2 separate regions of the Homo sapiens genome follow, and region 1 is linked to region 2. A link is a loop called in an ENCODE intact Hi-C map of the cell type or tissue named here. Cell type or tissue: PC-3. All regions are shown on one strand. Links, peaks and the distances in the headings refer to the core of each region. The heading gives the core; the rest is flanking DNA.

Region 1 (10,564 bases), core at 1,285-9,284, 480 kb after region 2:
CCGATAACTCTTAGATTTGCCATTTTGAGGCTATTTTCTAAATCCTTTGGGTGTGCTTTATTTTTTAAATTCTTTTTTCATTTGTCTCCTCTGACTATGTATTTTCAAATAGCCTGTCTTCAAGCTCACTAATTCTTTCTTCTGGTTATCAATTTTGCTATTAAAAGACCCTGATGCAGTCTTCCATATGCCAACTTCATTTTTCAGCTCCAGAATTTCTGTTTAATTCCCTTTAATGATTTCAATCTTTTTGTTAAATTTATCTGATAGAATTCTGAATTCCTCCTCTGGGTTACCTTGAATTTTTTTGACTTTTCTCAACACAGCTGTTTTGAATTATCTCTCTCTGAAAGGCCACATATCTGTTTTTTTCCAGGATTGGTCCCTAGTACCTTGTTTAGTTGATTTGGTGATTTTAGGTTTTCCTGGATGGTCTTGATACATGTAGATGTTTGTCTGTGCTGGCCATTGAAGAGTTAGATATTTATTGTAGTCTCCTTAGTCTGGACTTGTTTGTACTCGTCCATCTTGGGGATGCTTTCCAGACATTTGAAAGGACTTGGGTGCAGTGATCTAAGCTATATCGGCTTTAGGAGGCACCACAAGCCCAGTAATACTGTGATTCTTGCAGATGCATAAAGGTACCACCTTGATAATCTTGAAGAAGATTTGGAATAATTATCTGGATTACCAGGCAAAGACTCTTTTTCTCTTCTCTGTTATAAGCCACCTGGAAGTGGGTGGTTGTGGACATCACCTCTAAGACTCTGCGGGATCAGACCTAAAGTGAGAACAGTACTGTGTCTCAACGAAGGACCACTGTAACCACTACCTGACTACCACCTATGTTTGTTCAAGGACTTGGGACTCTACAGTCAGCAGACAGCAAAGTCAGATAGGCTGGGTCCTTCATTTCTAGGCAGTGAGTTCCCCCAGTCCTCAGATGTGTCCAGAGGTGCTGTCTGGGATCTAGAGACTGGAGTGAAAATCCTTTGAAGTCTATCTGGTGTTGTACTGTACTATGGCTAAGCTGTAACTCGAAACACAAGATGCAGCCCTTCCCACCCCTTTACAAAGGCTGAGGTTCCTTACCCTATGATTACCATCACCACAGGCCCACTGGGAGTACTGAAGACTACCACTGATGTTTCCTAAAGGCCCAGGGTCTCTTAAGTCAGCTTGTGGTGAATGCTGACTTTGCCTGGGACTCACTCTTCAGGGTTGTAGGCGCTCCTCTGGCCCAGGGTGGGTTCAGAAATGCCCTCCAAGAGCCAAGTTCTTGAACTGGGGACTCCAAGAGTCTGCTTGGTGCTCTACCTCATTGTGGCTGAGCTAGTACCTGAATCTGGCAAGTCTCTGAGTCTCACCCAAGGCCATTGACATAGTAGCTAGGTAACACTGCTAGTTATTCAGGGCCCAAGGGCTCCTCAGTTAGCAGGTGATGAATCCTGCCAGTACTAGGCCATTTCTTTCAAGGCAATGGGCTCCCTTCTGGCCCAGAGTGTGTCTACAAATGTCATCCAGGAGCTAGGGCCTGGAAAGGGGGCCTCATGACTCTGACCGGAGCCACATTCTGCTGTGGCTGAGCTGGTATTCAAGATGCAAGATAAAGTCTTCCCTATTCTGCCCTTTCCTCTCCTCAAGTGGAGGGAAGGGATATCTTTTGGAGCCATAAACTGTGCAGACTGGGTTTAGAGGAGAGATGATACCGACACTCTCTTAGCTTTCCCAGCTGGTGCCTCAGTAGGTTGCTCTAGCCCCTAGTCTGCTGTCTCTGGTCCCTGTTCAGCACTAGGACTTGTTTAAGATTTGCAGTCCTAGTGTCCTAGACCACCTTTCAGGTTTATTTGGAGCCTCGGTGCACTTTAGCCCATGGTGGTGAGGCTTGTGAGATATCAATTTCTCACCACTCGCATTGTCAATTCCCCTCTGCCTAGGACTGAGTTCAATGCTCCCTCCATGGGTGACCACAAGCTCAGTTGGGTCTCATTTTGTTCTTTATTATAATAAGGCAACTCTGAGTTCAATGCATCATCATTTTTGGACTCTCCCTCTTCCCAGTGCACAAAAATGCTCTCCACATCACACCGCCACTTAAAGGGGATTCGGAAGGAATGACGTTTTTAACTTAAGACCCTCTTCGGTGCATCTTTCAGCAACATGAATTAAAAACAACATTCTGTGAGTGCTCACCTGACTTTTTGCCTGTTATGAAGGTGTTTTTTGTGTGTAGGTAGTTGTTAAATTGGTGTCCTTGTGGTGGGGTGGTGGCGGCGATGATCAGTGTAGCCTTCTATTTTGCCTTCTTGCTCTTCCCCATGTCCTAGAATGTTTTCCTATATGACGTATGACAAGAATTCAGTTTTTATCTTCTTCCTGTAGTTTTTTAGTGAGGTTATTATTATTTAATAAATAGGTCCTTCTTTTCCCAACGTTGTACTTAAGATGTTTTTGCCATTATCAGGAGATTAGATTAGCGTGGCTTCATTTATATATATGTGTGTGTATATATACATAAAATAATGTATAAACAATGTATATTAGTTTTTATTTGTATTTTATATAGAAATTTTCTATTAAATTTGTATATTAAAGGGGGACATCGATATTTTTACATTTTGATTATTTTCATTCAAGAACATGTTATAACTAATTTATTCAAATATTATGTTGTGTTTCTTAAAATCATTTTTCATAGTTGGGATATTTGTTATATTAATTTGTCTGCATTTTAACTTTTGGTTGCTATTTCAAAGAGAATATATTTGCTTGCCATTTTTTAAGTTTTTGTTTCCTAGAGTAATAAAAAATTGATCTTTGTAATATTTTGGAGCCAGATACTTTCGTATATTATCATATTAATTTTCAGGTTTTCATATTCAAGATATTTGCTTTTATGTTTTCTGATATTCAATGTATATTAGTTTCTGTTTGTATTTTATATAGAAATTTTCTAAGTATGAGTTTCGACTTTTATCAAATGACTTTTTATCATCTACTGAGTATCACAGAAATATTTTCCCTTTAAAATGAAAAAAAAAAGCCAACAGCTGGGCAACACTGCCTTAGAAGATTTGACAAATATAGTTACCTATCAAACATCTAAATTATGGAAAATTATTCCAACTAAATGAAAAGCAATACAGGAGGCTGTGGAAGACACATACAGCTGTGTGATTAAGGTGGAGGTTTGGGGAAGAAACAACAATAACAAAACAAGTGCAGAGTCAATATTTCAACTTCGCAGGCAATAATGTCAAATATATAAAGTGCAAATCAGTTATTTCAGTTGTGACTAAATTTAAGGTCTTTATATCCAATTACTTCTGGTTATAAAATGAATAGAAGGAGCAAGAAAAGAGAAAGATGATTTGAACCCAAATTTTAAGACAACAAGATTTAAAACACAAAGTTATACACAATATAGAAGATTGTGATATTTGGGAATTCTCTGTGTGTGTGTGTACGTGTTTTATAGAGAGTGTGTGTGTGTGTGCATGAGAGAGAGAGAGATTATATCTATACCTCTGTCTGAAAAACTCATTGAAAATGAAGAAAAAAGCTAAGAGAGTGAAATTGACCTCCAAGTGATGTTCAGAGTCAAGGCTGTTTTTCTCATATTAGAAAGCAGTTTACTTCATGCTGTTTTTGAGAAGGTGTCTTTTGAAACACTCAGTGATACAGTACTGAGTGGCAACAGCAGGAGGTAGAATGGGTTTTCTATCTTCAGTTTGGCAGACAGGGCTATTGAAACTACATGAAACTATAGGGTCAAGGATCATATCATCTTAAAGGCCATGTGGTGTTTTTTGTTGTTGTTATTGTTATTTTTTCAAGGCTGGAAGAATGTAAGTTTTTCAGTTTGGTATTTGGATCCAAAAGTTTGGAAGGAGATACTTTTGTATGGAAAAATAAATAAATAAAACAAGGTATTTAGCCTTGATATAAACTGTGTTAAGATGACACAATGGTAAGTTTTACTTGTAAATAAAAAGTGAAAAAGTAGAATTATTATATAATAAAGTACTGGTGGAATGCATTAATGCAATATAAAAAGTTAGAGTTAGGTAAAATTTTAAATTTCCAGGTAAGTATAAAATTTGTATATGTTTGATTTAAGAATAAAAGAGTGTTGTATATTTAGTTATTTCAAATAAAATTTAGTTCAGTTAGAAAGTATCTTCCAATATAATTTTTTATTAAATTTTATTAAGACATTCACCATCTTAGAAATGGTACTAATATGGCATTGCCATATTGCAATCTCTCACCTTTTAAAATTCACTCATTCATTCACATTGATGGAGCTCCTAGTTGTGCCAGTCACCATTCATATTCTTGGGCTCCATCAAGGAACCAAATAAAAATATTTGCCCTTATGAAGCTTATATTGTAATTGAGGAGACATATAGTAAACATAACAGAAAAGTAACATTATGCATTTTATAAAATGTTGCAAAATGATAGGTGTTATTAAAAATATAAGAAAAATGGGCTGAGGGAGTAATGCAATGTTAGGGTGAATGAAATGGTGATATTAGAGCAAGACTTGATAAGGTGAGGAAATTAACAGCTGATTGTCAGGTTGGAGAGTGGTGAAAGCAGAACTAGAGTAATTGCAAAGGCCCTAAGGGGGAGTATACTTGACAGTTACCAGGAATTTTAAGAAAACCATCTCAGCTAGAAGAGAGTGAACCATTGAGAGAATGGTAGGAAATGCAATCAGAAGTAAAGGAAAGGAAGGATTAGAACCTTGTAGTGGCTTTTATTCTGACCGTATTATGGATTCAGTGAGAGTTGTATGCAGAGGTTGCAGAGGAATGTCCTAATCTAATCTGATTTACATTTTTTTAAGGATTACTATAGCTATCATTTTCTGGATAAAACATGTCAGGGAGCCTGGGCTATGAAAAGTTTTTGGATTAATGGATGTATTTTGAATGTGAAATTTCCAAGTTTTTTTTTTTGTTTGTTTGTTTTTTGTTTTTTTTCTGATAGACAGGATGGAAGGTGTGTTAAAGAGAGTAAGGGTAACTGCAAAGTTTTGGACTGAGTAAGTAAAGGAATAAATTTGCCAACAACTGAGAAACATTGTAGGTGGCTCAGGTCTGGAGGAGAAAAATAACAAATTTGGTTTTATACAAGTTGAGCTGGCATTTATTACAGTTTTAAGTGGAGATGTTTGTATTAATATACAATGTGTTACATGTGTATGCAATATATATTTAAAATATTAGACTTATATAATATGTAGTATATAATAATATACTGTATATAATATAAATTCTTATCAAAATTCTGAAGCAGAGGTATATAATTTGAACTGGAATGCAAAACAAAGTGCAAATAAATAATTAGTAGCTAGTATCAAGAATGGTGGGATAGGAGTTCAATATAAATTTTTTAAAGTATTCTGTTAACAATTTGCTATATAGCCTTGATTGTAGCATTCAATGTCCCCAATCCCCAATTACCAATAACCCTTAGCCTCAATTATCACTTGTAAGGCTGCTATGATACTGTTTTCTCTGTTTTAATTCCAAAAATGAGCTCATTCAAAATACCAAGACTGTTATTGGCAAATAATTCTACACAAAGATAATAAAAAATATAATAAAATGAATTAAACATTTAATTTATTGCAATTAAAAACACTCAGCTATTAGTGGAATTTTTATTTGTTTAAGTTTTGTTTTAGGAAAAGTATCACAATAAAATTTTCTTAACAATTAATGAATACTTTTCTGGTGGATGATATAGATGTGATGCATACAAATGCAAACCTGCAAGAGTCAAGGAAGTTTCCTATATGATTTCTGTCTTCATGCTTATCCATAGTAGAATCAGCTTATGTTCTGCGATGCATTAGGAATGTCATGGATCATACCAATCCGTATTGCAATTACCCAGTAGTCCGTAAATTTATTGAGGATAGTGACTCAGTTATCTTCATCTGAATAATTTGTGAACAGTCATTGACTCATGGTATTTATGGATAAGTTAATAAATGTTTGCTGAATAAAATAATAGAGTCATGGTTCCTTTTTCCTCTGAGTTTACATTTGAAATATGAGAGCATTTAAAAATAAAAATAAAGATCCAATAAAAAATATAAATATTTTGCTTTTAGTAATGGGTGTCCATAAATGAGTCTTTCTATTAATCCTGTAGAAAGCATGAAACACTGCTTTCATTACTTCTATTTAAGGTACAGAAATTTTAAGTGATGTAATGATATATAAAACAGAAATAAGAGGTATAAATGTTTAAAACATTTAGACAGGTTTATCACATTCTGAAGTAAATGTGCATACCTAGAAATAAAGAATATAAAATGTGAAACTGTCAAAATTCAAGTGTTTACTAAAGAAGCTATTTATAAGTCAAATTATGAACATCGAAAGCTTTGCCTTTTACCAGTAATAATTCATTTGGAGTTGTTTTTATAAGTCTTTGTCTTGGGAAACAAATGATTTCACTTAACTAATTGTAATATATGTAGTATAATGTACAAATACAGGGTCAGAGAAAATGTGAAAGTGAAGTCAAGAAATCAAAGAAAGCAAAGTTGCTTACATACAAATCATTAGATGCTACATAGTTACTGTAGTTGAGTTGCAGGGTGACGGTATGTTTTCCTGGTGGACAAAGTGAAATTGAAAATACGACTAGTTGAAGATTTCTCCTGTGCATGTGAAAAAGCAAACCCTGCAAAAAAACATAACTCTCACCAAATTAGCATACAATAACTTCCAAAAAAAGACCAAAAATTTTCTTAGCACCGAGAAAGCAAGGCAAATCACTCCAGTAGCACATAAAGGGAAAGTTTACATGGGTTCATTTCTCTTAGCCACTCTTAGTTAAAAAAAATTAAACGACAGAAATTAAATCAATAAAAACAAACATTTAGAAGGCCACATATTGACCCAGTAATTATGAGACTTTCTTAGAGTTGCATTCAATACAATAATAAAATTTATTAAAGTAAAAAAAAATCTTTTAAATTTTTAAAATAAATTTTATTTAAAAGTGATCACTTCATCATTGGGGAACATTTGAAATAATATAAATTAGGTATTTTTAGGATAAATATTAAACTACACAAAGACCTCATTTACAAAACCATTAAAATTTTCTAGTAATTTTTTCATTCAACAAATATTTATTGCTCTCTGATAGGGTTTGGCTGTGTCCCCACCCAAATCTCATCTTGAATTGCAATTCCCATAATCTCCATGTGTCATGGGAGGGACCAAAGGGGAGGTGATTTAATAATGTGGGCAATTAGTCCCATGCTGCTGCTCTCATGACAGTGAGTGAGTTCTCATGAGATCTCATGGTTCTATAAGGGGCTTTTTCACCCTTTTGCTTAGCACTTCTCCTTCTTGCCATTCATGTGAAGAAGGATGTGTTTGCTTCCCCTTCTGCCATGATTGTAAGTTTCCTGAGGCCTCCCCAGCCATGTGGAACTGTGAATCCATTAAATCTCTTTCCTTTATGAATTACCTAGTCTCAGGCAGTTCTTTATAGCAGCATGGGAATGGACCTACACATCCTTATTGTGTATTATATTTTCCTGGGCATTGACAATCAACTGAAGGAGAGGGAGACAATCTGGCATTGCAGAGTTTACCATTTTTCTTGGTGTTGGGAAGTGGGGGCATGGAAAAGTGAAAAGGCAGTTAGTATAACATATTAATTGCTATGATGATAGAAATAAAGTGTGCTTTCAGAGGAATTAGGCACTGCCATTTAATGGAATAGAATTAATAACCCAATGTATTAGTTTCCTATTGTAGCCATAACAAATTATTACAAACTTAGTGGCTTAAAAAAACACAAATTGATTCTTTCACAGCTCTGAGTTCAAAAGTCTAAAGTGGTTTGGCAAGGCTGCATTCTCTCTGAAGGCTCTAGGGAAAAATCTGTTTCCTTGCCTTTGCTAGCTTCTAGGGACTGCTTATATTCCTTGACTCATGGCCCTTTCCTCCATTTTCAAAGCCAGCAGCATAGCATCTTCAAATTTCTGTCTCTCTTTCTCTATCCTTTCATAGTCACCTCTTTCTGTAACTGACACTCCTGTCTCTTTCTTTTTAGGACACTTGAGATTACATTGGAGTGACCTAGATAACCCAAAATAACCTCTTCATCTCAAGACTTTTATATTAATCACATCAGCAAAGTTCCTTTTGCCATGTAAGGCAACATACACAAATGTTCCGGGGATTAGAACATGAATATATTTTGGGGTCATTATTCTGCCTACTACACCCAGGGAAGACTCTCTCTCTCTCTCTCTGTCTCTCTCTCTCTCTCCATATATATATATATATATATATATATATATATATATATATATATAATGTAATATATATATAATATATTATATATGTTATATATAATATATAACATATATAATATATATATTATATATGTAATATATATAATATATATGTAATATATAATATATATGTAATATATATTATATATGTAATATATATTATATATATGTAATATATAATATATATGTAATATATATTATATATGTAATATATATAATATATATGTAATATATAATATATATGTAATATATATTATATATATTACATATATATTACATAAGTATATATATTACATATATATAATATATATTTAAAGGAAATACACACATTAAATGTCAAATAATGTCAAATAATGAAGACAAAATATTATCAAAAAGACAATATATTACTCAATAAATGATTTTTGGATAGTTGGTTACCTATTTGAAGAGAAACCATCTATTTAGATGCTTATCTTCCAAATTAATACCAGAGTAATAATTCCACATGAGAATCTTCTATCTCCACAGGATTTCATTGACCATAAACAATAATGGGAAAGGCTTCCCCCAGAGTTTCATAATGTCACTTTAAACAAATGACCACAGAAGCACTTTTATACATCAGCTGTAAAAAATCATAGAATTCTTCAGGGAATGCATTTGTAAACGTATCATGAACTTTCAATTATGCATGTGTTATTGGTAATTGTAATTTTGTCTTGTTTTTAAATATAGAGCATGCTTAATTGTATAAGAAACCTTTACATGAAATGATAGGCATTCTAATGTCTCATTTAGTGGAGTTTGGTAACAATCTATAATTTCCAACATAGTAGCTTAAGTAAAATATTTTACATATATGTAATGGAATATTTTGCAGCTATTAACTTTACAATATGTTTGCACAGAAAACACGTGATATAATCAGCATAGAAATTTCATATATTGGAGACTTTGTTTAATCATAGTTGATCGTCCATACATATTTATCTCTTCTCTACCTGTACCCCACCAAATTACAAAGAAAATGTATGAATTTGATGCTACAGTGCAAATATTTGAATTAATATATGTGCTAAAATTTCAATAAATGGAAGACAGAAAGGAAGTGGAAGCTTCATGAATAACTCAGAAAAGTAGAGAGGAATGAAGCTCAAGGGTCAGATTTCAGACTGTTTCTTATATCTTTGCATGGTTTTATTAATTCATAGTATCCAGATGAAGCTATCTGTGATGGTTAATATTAAATGTCAACTTGATTCGATTGAAGGACGAAAAGTACTGTTTCTGAGTGTACATGGGTGTCTATGGGTGTTGCCAGAGGAGATTAACATTTGAGTCAGTGACCCTCCAATCTGCTGCCAGCACAGCTAGAAAAAACAGGCCGAAGAAGGTGGAAGAAGCTGATTTGCTAAGGGCCTTCATTTTTCTCCCTTGCTGGATGCTTCCTGCTCTGAACATCAGACTTCAGATTTTTAGCTTTTGAACTCTTGGGCTTACACCAGTGGTTTGCCAGAGGCTTTCGGGACTTCGGCCATAGACTTAAGGGCTGCACCGTCATCTTCCCTACTTTTGAGGTTTTGGGACTCAGGCTGAGCCTCTACTCAGGCTTCTCTGCTCCTCAGCTTGCAAATGGCGCATTGTGGGACTTCACCTTGTGATCATGGGAGGTAATTCTCCTTAATAAACTCCGTTTCATATATGCATATATCCTACTATCTCTGTCTCTCCAGAGAACCCTAATACACTTTCATGTTTTCAAGTTTAGGACACATTTAGAAATAGTTGGAAAGAAAGAGGGAGGTCTTTTATCTGACCTCCTGAGTTTTGTAGTAGTAGGTGTGTTCCTGCTCCGCTTACACCAATCTTGAGTAGCCCCATAATAACGAAACTACACTCTTCATGTCAAGGTTTTCTATTCTCTCCCTTAGTTACCATCATTTGTTTTCCCTGAATTCCACCTTACTTGCCACAATCCACCACTTCTTTTAAGTTCTAACCTAAAGAATTTCTTTGATACAAATGTTTTTCTATCTCCCAATTATTATAATTAACTGATTATTTTTATCCTATGACCCTTTGTAGTTCCTTTATAATATACTATCAGACTGTTTAATCTCGTGTGTATATCTCTAGTTTCCATTATTCTGGAAGTCAAGGATACAACTTTGTTCGTCCTCAATGTATAATATTAATGCTGGGTAAATTCAATCTAAAACGAATCTATCTATAAATCTACAA
Region 2 (10,564 bases), core at 1,243-9,242:
TCTTGGATTATTCTGGGAAGATAGGCAGACCAACACTTATCACCATTGGTCCTCAGAAAAATGAACTGGGAGAACAAGAAAATTGACATTATTTTAAAAGTGCTTTGACATAGGCAGTAAATCAGGGGACACATTAACGAAGTAAGGCAGATATACTATAGAGGTAAAGAGTTAAATCTAAATTATTTATGAAAAAAATTACTTCTTTTTAAATGTTAATGTTTAAAAGAACCCTATTCTAGAAGGAACTTGTTTGAACTTTTAAAAGTATGCCAACCTTAGAGTGGCTAATAACAATAGTTTTATGAGCAAACTAGAAATTGTTCTTGCAAACATACTAGTTTTTGACCTGCTAGGGAATAAAATTTAAAGAAAAAAAAAAAACTTTGCTAGCTCTGACATCCACTGGGAAATAATATGCTGGTCTCTCTCCCGAGGTCTTGCCGTTTTCTAGCAACAATCATGAAACAAAATAGAACCTTTCTTCTTCCTCTCTCTTTGCAAATTCTAATCAGCTTGTGTAGGAGGGAAAAGAGCAAATGCTGAACCGGGAGGGTGAAAGTTATCTGGTTTTAGCAGAGATTATTGAGATAAAATGAGGAAAGTAGAGGAAAGCACTTTCAAATATAATGCATGATACGCAGGAAGGCTACAGGAAACGGAAAGAAGTGTTTTCCTGGGCCTGGTAGGGCTTGAAACATGAAAGAACAATGAAAAGTTAAGCATTAAGCATTATTACTCCCAGCATTAAGGAAACGTGATTTCATCTTTCTCAAGCTGAAAACACACACACACACACACACACACACACACACACACAGTTTCTGAAACACACACACACACAAATTCCAGTATATATTTGAACTTTGTTTTGTCCCAACCCTTGACTTCTTACAGCTAGGTCAGTGTGTCCCCTCCCTACCTCAGTCTGGACACCATAAAAAAGAAAACAAGTTATTCAGCCCAGCGATGCAAGGTCTTCGGGTTTCTCATTCAACATTTTATACTTTGATCCCTGAGGTAACGGAAAATCCTCATCGCCTAGACTTTCATTGGTTCCTATCAGCTCAGCTGGAAAGGGTGGCAAGTGGGACAATCCTGAAGAAAAAAGAGTCACCCCCACGTCCTAAAGTACTTGGAAGTGCTCGCTGGGATCTGCCTGTACTCCAGGTTGGTGCAACTCCACCGCCCTCCAGTGAAGTCCCAGAAGCGATCAAGTTTAAAGTGAAAGGGGGATGGAAGCATTTTTTCTCCCTATGCCTTCGGAGTCTGTGGCTTCAGTTTGCTGCAGGTTCTCTCCGTGGACTTCTCAGAAACCTCAACTTTCCACTTCGAGGGACAGAAAGCTACAAGGAAAACGCTGATGGTTTTGGTGGAGATTCTCCTGGACTTCAGTGGTGTCCTCTGGTACATCTGTCCGCGGTGTCCCTTTGGTTTATTTCTGTGGTCTTCCTGCGCAGTCCCTCAGCGGCTCGGAGTTTGGCCTTCCAGCTCTCCAACTCAGATCCTGAGCCTCCTAAGCTCCCGCGGAGACCCTGAAGTCCCGGATCTGGCGCCGCTCGCCGACCTGGAGGGAGGCTGCACCGCTGAAGTGCAGTCTCGGAGCTGCGCTCCTCTGGAACAAAGCAGCCAGACGTGGCTTGAGTGGATTCCTAAGCCAAGGATTGGATCCGGAGTACCAGGGGCAGAGAGGGGGAGCAGAGGAAAGAAAGGAGATGTGAGGAGTTTCCACCTAAAGCACTTCACTCCTCGTGTTCTTCCCCGACAGAGATAGCTGTGTGGTTCTTCCTTACGCGTGGGTGCAGGTGTGCGCGCTTGGGGTGAGCCCATGGTTGTGCTCGAGTATACGGGCGCCTGTGCACCTCCAGGGCAATGGTAAAGCCTGGCAGAGCTCTTTTTGGAACAAAATGAAGGAGCTCCATATCCACGGAGGCCACCCGTATGGGCCTTTGCCAAGTAGGGCAGAAGAAGCCCTTGTTAGCCAGCTTCCCTTTGCAACTTCCTACTCTTCCTTTGGGTACAGACTGGTGTCTGGGCTAGCTAGGATCACAGCTGAGAGCGAAGGTGCTCTCAGTGTCCGAAGACCACGTGCTGGTGAACCCACAATGAGAAGCGAAAGGGTTTCAGGACTCTAGCAGAAAGGAAGAGCAAGATTTCACTCAGGGTTTCTTAGAAGAAAGAGTTAACTTTGCTCACTGGCTTTTCCAGGATGGAGGGAGTGGGGATAGGGTCGGGGAGAGAAGCATTGGGAGTCTTGTCGGAGTCTCAAGCAAAACCAGGCGAGGGCTCCGGGCAGATCCATTCCCGCAGGGCCCTGTCTAACCTCCTTTCCAGTCGCACCTCTTTCCTGCTTTAGACCCTGCGTCTGTGCCGGTGACCTTAGAGACTAGGTCTGGCTTATGAAGACTGTTGGGCTCCCTTTCTGCCCTTCACATAGTAAAATGTGACCAACTGCAGTATTCGTAATGTCTGATGCTGAGCTGAGTTGATTCCCAAATATAAATGTTCTTTTCAGAATCCGCTCCCATCTGATTAGTAAGCAAATCACCACCCACAACTAAGGGGACAGCGGAAGCCAGCCTCAGATGACTGAAACCCCCAAGTCAGTAGCTCTCCTCAAAATTTCCGGCGGGTTATTATAGATAATGACTTTTCCCACCGCCCTAAGCAGCCGAAGCTTGACTCAGTGATGATTCTCTCTATCCCGTAACTGCGAGGAAGTGGGCGATCAGCAAATTGCCCTTTTGCAGGAGGCTGGGGACGCCCCTGGAAGTTCGCTTTCATTCTCCAGGTTTTCTGCCTTTTCCCTTCCCCCTTCCTGCAACGCCCCCGCGCCTCCTCAGCCTGGGGATTTCCTGGCGCTTCGCCGGCCCTCTCCGCAACCCCCTGATAAATCGGTTCAGAACCAGTCTGGCTGGGAGGCCCGAGGGCTGACAGCAGCGGAGCGGCCCCGGCCGGGGTCTCACGGACTCTCGGGGTCTGGCCGACACGGCCGCTCCCGTCACTGCAGCGCGGGCTGAGCTCACGGCCGCGCGCCCGCCGCCGCCGCCGCCGCCGCCTTCATGCTGCAGCGCAGGGCTCAGTTCCACGCGGCCAGGAGGCCGCCGTTGCCCACACGCGACGCTTTGGGAAGCCCAGCTCCCGGGTCCGCCCCGGCCGCGGCCGCAGCCCCGGACCTCGGCTGCTTGCCTCGCGCCTGAACTGCGGACTCGCCCCAGCGCGGTGGCCAGCGGGCGGGGCGCTGTGTTCCGCGGCGCGCAGGGAGGCGGTGAGCGTGTGCAGAGCTGCCCGAACGGAGGACTATGTATGTGTGTGCGCGTGTTTGCGTGTGTTTGAGCGTGTTTTTCCTTCTTCCCTTGAGGATGTGAATTGTTTAGCAGCTGGCTGCTCCCTTAGGATCCTTGACTTTGGGGAGCTCTGGCTGTGAACACAGCCCACCCATATAATCCATTTTGCACGGTCCGTTATATCAGAAAAAAAAAGCGCAACTGGACGGGGGTGGGGCAGACCAACGAAACCTAGACAGACACACACACACTCAGAGGAGAGAGGAAGAATTGAAAGACTTGAGAAGACTTTGATAACCTCCCTGCTGGCCCTTCTGTGTTCCGGAAAGATCCTGGATGTTGGCTACCTTTTCAAGTCATCTTGGCATGTCTCTAGTGTTTTGTAAGCCGCTTTCCAGCTAGCTGCGTGTGTGTGTGCGCGCGCGTGTGTACGCGCGCGCCTATCTGATGCATTTGACTGTCTTTTATCCAACTGCCCAGAAGCAAATGTGTTAACTCGGCGATGCCCCTTCATGCCCGGGTTCTTGCAGAGCTCTGAGGACGCCCAGACCCATTTTCCTGGCTGGATTTGGAGCGGCTGCTGGGCTGTGGACCCAGGTGTGTGGATCGCTTTACCCAGAAGCTTGGAAAGCGCCAATATTAACCTGCTTCCAGGTACATCACAAGGTCAAGAGAGTGTCTTGCAGCCCTCTTGTTTCCGTGTATCTACACCTTCTTCTCTTGGCCAGAAGGATATTTACGTTTTGGTTCACAGCATTTGAAGCCAAAAGTTCAGCCCTTCGAACTGGTTTGCTATACAAAACAAAACAAAACAAATAAGGTAATGAGGATTGCTTATTAAACTGCTTAACAAAATCCCCGACTCTTCCTCAGCCCTTTCTCGGCTCCCTCCTCCCCACCAAAATGTCACCAGCTCTTGAATTACGTGGATTCGGGTTGGAGGAGAACTTGAAGGAAACGTGATTAAAGGGCTATGCGAGAACGCTCTCTTTGCTGCCCGCGGTCCGGTGGGCTTCGAAGCCAATCGTGAGAAGGACCGGTTCCCTCCGTGCTGCTTCCTCCCCGTGCAGTGCTGGGTGTGCGTGTGCGAGTGTGAGTGCAAGTGCGCGCGCGCCCGGGTGCGAGTGTGTGTGAGTGTGAGCGTGTGTCTGTGTGTGCGTGCGCGGCCGCCCTGCCTCTGCCCGCTCCCCGGGCGCGGAGCCGCGGGTTTCATGGGGCGATTGCAGCGATTCCCCCACCCAGAGCGACCTGCGGGCAGCGGCGGCAGTGGCAGGAGCCGCCTTTCCGATTCCCTACGATGCGGGTGCTGAGCTATGGCAAAGGGCAGCGAAGTGACGAGCGAGACCCGCGTACGACTGTGAAAGCCACCTGGAGCCACCTTGCCGGGATTGTACCTGCAGGCAGAAAGTCTTCCTACGACCGTCTTTTCCCTTAGAGGCACCAGGTAACAAACCAACGATTACTCGCCTCACCCAATTTCCTTTTGATCTTGTTTCTAGTGTCTTATCTGCATTGCAGGCTACTTTACTTATTAATGTTTTGAAAATCATTGGGAAGGGTTGGGTATCCAAGGGCGCCTGCTCTGTGATTTTGTAATACGATTTCTAGTAGGTGAAATATAAATCTATACCTAAGCACTTAATCTAGTAGTGAAAGCTTTGAGAATATGGATGTGCTCCACCCTGAGGATATTTTTTGAGAGCTAGGCGTGTGGAACCTGTCTGAAGATGCCAGAGATCAAAATTCTGTGTTTCCTTCAGGCTGTGGTTGCCACGGACCATTTGGTACCCAACCCTTTCCAGATTGTGAAGTGTGAGTGGGTGTTTGGTTTCCACCCATCATTTAAACCAAAGATCTTTTCTACCCTTTTCTACCTCTGGTGCCAGGTTGTTTTCCTTTCCTTGTTGTGGAGGAGCTTGCCAGATCTTTTTAGTAGTTGTAAATTACGCATCTGGAGACTTTGACTCGAAATGGAGTTTTCTTGGAACTTGGTTTGCATGAAAGGGAATACATATTGTCACGGCTGTGTGTCTTGAGATATGGTGTTTAACTGCCAGGACGTGCTTTTATGTAGCAGAATAAATCCATGAAAGAAGTCATTTTTATATCTAGCAGAACCAGGCTAAAACGATAGCCACCACCCAACATTCTCTCCAGCTGTATTGTCCCCGTCACGGACACGCAACTCCTTTGCGCGTTTTTTTGTTGTTGTTGTTTGTTTGTTTGTTTTATCCCTGTATAATAGATATTTTGAATTTTTTTTTTCCGGTGCCTTGATTTACAAGGAGCAGGTTGGATTTGCGACTGCCTAATTAACATATTGGGTCTGGTATGTTAAAATGAGATTTCCATGGCCGGCTGAAGCAGAACAAATTTAGTTAACTTCCAAAGCCCTTTACCCTGGCGCCTTTTTTTCCCCTGAATTCCCTTTCGTCTTATCTCAGCGCCCGCCCCCATCGGAAAATTTCACTCCTTTCTCGAAGACATTAGAATTAACAAGATAAAGCACTTCCAAAGTAGTCTCATCAATGTTTTATTCCATAGTGAAGACGGTCTGAATAATTTAACTAAGGAGTGTTCGTTTGTCTCCCGCCTTTGGGAGCTGCTTGCTGGCTACATTCAGCGGAGGATTTGGCCCAGCCAAGCTCAGGGTGCCCTGCTTCAGGAGGCAGTGACTGGGGCTGCTGGGGGGCGGGGGGTTCTCTTTGCTAACGCCGTTTAGGAAGTGTAGGGGCGCTGCCTGATTTTCCCCCACTCGCTGCATTTCTATAGATATCCATATGATGGCATTTGCAGACTTCTAGCTGGCCGATAGCTGCTCTGCTTGTCCCTGCGCACTGACGTCCCCAACTCCTCTTCGAGTCTGGGCTCGGCTGCTGCTGCAGCCCTCGCAGGCTGGTGGTGCTACAAGGCCATGTATGCAGCGGGCTTTGGGGGCTGGGCTCTGCCACTGCAGCTGGCAGGACGGCTTTGACACTTTCTCCGGGCAGGGCGGAAGAGCTCAGCGGACCCCCTGGCAGACAGCAAGCGCATCGTGGCCGAGGCGGCCGCCTGGATGCGAGAGGAGGGAGATGCCCAGAGCCACAGAGGAGCGTGGAGGGCGGTGGTGTCCTGTCTTTGCCTGCAAAACCTTTCTCTCTCTCTCCCTCCCCGCGACAATGAATATTGAAGAATATGGAAGGAAAGCTGGCTACAAAAATGTCTTGATATTCAAATACTGCATGATTTATCAGGATTAAAAACCTGAAGCTAAGTGTGTATTTCCTAGATTTCCATTTATTCCTCTTTCTTCCCTCCCTTCTTGCTCTCCTCGGTTTGATCATGTCATTTATACCCGTATTGTTTCTAGTTGAAACACCTCTGTAAAGTCAACTAACCTCCCTCTCCCACCTGGTACCCAATAAACGTGAAAGAGGAGAACATGATTTCCACTCTTCAGATAGATTTGCTTTGTAACTTCTAGCTCCAGGGATAACCAAGGAATGATACAGAAGATATCTCGACTTTAACAGAACTTTACCCCTCTGAGGTCCCAGGGAAGGTAAAAAAAAAAAAAAAAAAAAAAGTGTATTGCCTGGATTAAATAATGAAATAAATGAAAGGTAACAGATAATTGGGAATAAATTTAAAAAAGGATTTTTTTCTTTTATCTTCTCTCTTTTTTTTTGTCTTTTAATGAATTTACTTCTAATCCTCTTATCACTCAGAAAATCTTAGAAATCTGATTTGTGTATTCTAAACGTCTGACAAGGACCCCACTTTGTCCTCCCAAATTACCCCAGAATACTATTACAACAGTATTGATATCATACTTACAATATTTGTTAGCAAGTAACTCATACCTATCTAGAGAGTGCACAAGAAAAAAGAAATGCTGGTGAATATAGGTACTTGGAAAATAAGGTGTTTTCATCACCTCCCACCTATTTCACTTTCTTCTGGCCTTTTCCCACTAAGGACTCGATTTTTGCAGGTTAAGCTTTGTTCTTCCGCCCTCAGCCTCAGGGAAGGCAAAGCAAATGCATTAAAATGGATGCTGAATGCTCAGAAACCTGAACATAGATGATGGTGTGATGCATGTTTGAAAATGTCACTCATTGGTGCAGATTGGAGTTAGGTTAAAGGTCATAACTAAATAGAGCTACTAGCACAAGGTTACATGCACAGAAGTTCCTAAGGCGGGGGGAAAATATTTCTGCCACCTTTTTCTTCTCCCTTTTCTGGAAAAATGGAGAGGGTACAAGTTACTTTGAAAATCTAAGTCCACTGTCCTTGTTAAGAATTGTCTTTAAGTAGAGCTGGCCTGGCTCACTAGCCTGGTTCATTGATGAGTTAACACTTCAGGTATTGATAGGAAATTTCCCAGCCAAAAGCCTCCTTCTTTGTAAGCCCTCTTTTAGTCACTATTAATAGGGACAGAACAATAAGATATCTATAAGAACAAGCATAAGCAGATAGGTGAAAAGAAGTTGTCACTTGATTCTTGTACCTCGGATAATTTCTTTTAGTCATTTTTTTCCCTTTCTCTTTTCAAGAGGAGAATGACCTTGAACACCAGCCTTCTGTTCTTTCACATACGTCTCTCCTTCCCTCATAGATCTAATGTGTATATGAGCACACACACCTTGTTTTTGAAATATGAGATTCCTGTGCTGGTGTTTTGGGAGAAGTTCATAAAGGTTTAGTTCTGACTGATAGCAGCCAGAAGTGATTTCTTTCCTTTTTCTCAAGAGGCGATGGCAAGACCTGTAGTTACCTGTGGGAGAATACCCCCACCCTATTCCCTCTTCAATTATTTTTGTCTCCTCTGTCATTAAATGGATTTTGGGTGTTAAAGCAGTATCTAGTTATGGCATTGGTGTTTAAATGATCTTCATATGTTATATCATGTTTTATCACTCTTTCATCTTTTCATAAATGACCGTCATTTTCCTTTGTCCATTTATATCAGTGATCTGGATCTTCTTGCTGTTTGAAGCACTTTTGGCTTAGTAGTTTTGCTGAGTTTTCTTGCTGGTGAAATTGAGATCTTGCTTTCTGCTGACCTATTGCTGTGATATATGGTTGGGATGAGATGCTTGCAGGTATCTAACAATATTTCTGCCTCTACATGAAACTACTGCATAATATCTACTAAATTATATATTTAAAAATAAATGTGTCATAAATAAGATTGCTAATAAGTATTATTGCCAATTTTGAGGCTGGGAAAAGGAAGCTACTTGAAACTTCCTAAAGGCTTAACTGGCTAACCTATTAGCTTATTTCAGTGATTTTTATTTTCTGTTTACTTAAAAATGTAACATATTGGCGTTATCTTCAGGGTTTTGTATGTAGTATAATGAATTTTATGTTTTATGTATTATTGAAGAGTAAAACTGGAAATTTGGACCTTATAGGTGTGAGAGCCCCTAGAATACATAACTAGCAGATAATTTTGCTAAATCATTCCAATGACACACATGTGCATAACTCTGTCTTGTTCAACAAGCCTTGAGAGTGAGACTTCTTATTCTGGTTGCAGAGCCCACATTTTTATTCCCATGGCATCCTTCAATCATTGAGGACTATTTAGAACCTAAGGCTGTATAATTTGTTCATTACATGGTATGTGCATGGTGAAATTAAGAAGTATTATGTTCATAATTATTGAAGCTATTCCAGTTAGAGGTGAACCATTTTTAGTATGCTCTACCAACATAAATTGTATGTTATTATGAAAATTCCAGTTTCATATAACAGAAGACAGAAATATAAGAATTTAATTCAAAGATAACCAATGCTACTTTTAAGCTTTTTCATCATATTGTTGTGAAAGATACTGTGTTGACAAAATGATTTTTAATAAACATAATTTAATTTTACATAAACATTTTATGTGACATAATTTAATACTAATTATGAAGTTGGTTAATAAGTGATAAAAATTACAATGGAATTACATGGTTATATAACTCTGCTGTCTATCATTTTACTGATTCCAAGTAAACCACATGAAAAGGATTTATTGTTTAAACTACAAACTACATTTGTAATATTTCTCAGAAATTGGTTTTCATAGACAATGTTTAAGTTACATGGTCATATTGGCAGGAAAATGTCAACCGACAAGTTTTGCTCTTCTTAGAAAATATGTCTTCTTTGGGCATATACCCAGTAATGGGATTTCTGGGTCAGATATTATTATGGTTCTAAGTCTTTGAGGAATCACCACACTGTCTTCCACAATGGTTGAACTAATGTACATTCCAACCATGGCACATATTTACCTATGTAACAAACCTGCACGTGTACCCCAGAACTTAAAATAAAATAAGAAAATATATCTTTTTACAAAAGAAATCTATCAAAACTCAAAGCTCACACTGTTCTTGCATTTTTTTTTGTGGGAACATATATATAATTTATTGCTCTAAAAAATCTTCCCAACAAATATTTCGAAAATGGCATTATAATCCTTGTGGAAAACAATTGTAGAATTTTGATAGAAAATGGAATCTATTTTAGATTTTACAAGAATAAAAGACTCTAGAAAAGAAGTAATACAATAAATGATTAAGGTTTCAGCATACTTTTAACAAATTCTGGGAGCAGTTTCTGAATTCTTAGAAAAAAAACAAAAAAACTAATTCATTCAATAGATGCTCAATCAGAAATAGCATATGTAATCAGGAATGGAAGCCTAAACAATGCTGTTTATCTTGATCTATTTTCACTCCACCATGTTCAGCTCTTTTGAGGAAGTGCTCAAGAGCCTTGAAGGACAAACTTCAATTTACTTCTTGATTCCAGTCTTCATTTTTACTCCTTATTTTCTATCTTCAAGTAGGTTTTCCATGGATTTTAGTGGTATTACCTCCCGAGTAATAGAATATTTGTATTAATGTGATTTACTAGTGGGGACATACCAACTACATTACTGTGAAACCTAACTTTCTCTTATCTCCTTTGGAAATATAGGATGTGGTACTTTTCTTATTAATTAGCTCTCCTTTTATTATTTTTTTGTGGTGTGAAGATTTGTCAAGTTTTTGAATGGTTTATTTGCACTTGTTTTTATTAGTGTTTAGACATTTGTACAGTAACATTAAAATACATATAATTTATATGGCAGCATTGAACACTACATGAGTAGTGCATATGCTTTATTTTACGTGGATAGATATCTTGACATCATTAATATTTACAAATATTTTAATTTGGAATCCCGCACTCAACAAAAATAGGCCTAACTTTAAGTGAAAAGTTTAAGGTTATTTTTAGGAATTATGTTAGGA

Evidence for each region. Hi-C counts contacts between places; a loop is a spot of excess contacts. Peaks named below come from ENCODE experiments on the same cell type or tissue, not always from the same donor. Only the 100,000 strongest peaks of a DNase experiment are listed, where the experiment ranks them.
Region 1: it touches region 2 in a loop (6-fold over the local background); 2 of 110 quality-filtered maps call a loop at or near these places.

What each region holds. Positions count from the first base shown.
Region 1 is chr14:42,084,418-42,094,981 of GRCh38, forward strand. No RefSeq gene overlaps it. Among named protein-coding and RNA genes, the nearest start is that of LRFN5, 480 kb to the left of the region's middle. In PC-3, for the core only: no CTCF peak of the experiment used is centred there; a DNase peak (open chromatin) is centred at 5,914.
Region 2 is chr14:41,603,832-41,614,395 of GRCh38, forward strand. It overlaps LRFN5 (leucine rich repeat and fibronectin type III domain containing 5), which reads left to right and starts at 3,045. Exons shown (of 6, transcript NM_152447.5): 1 at 3,045-4,731. In PC-3, for the core only: a CTCF peak has its summit at 6,163; a DNase peak (open chromatin) is centred at 6,110; H3K4me3 peaks cover 2,930 bases; H3K27me3 peaks cover 7,162 bases.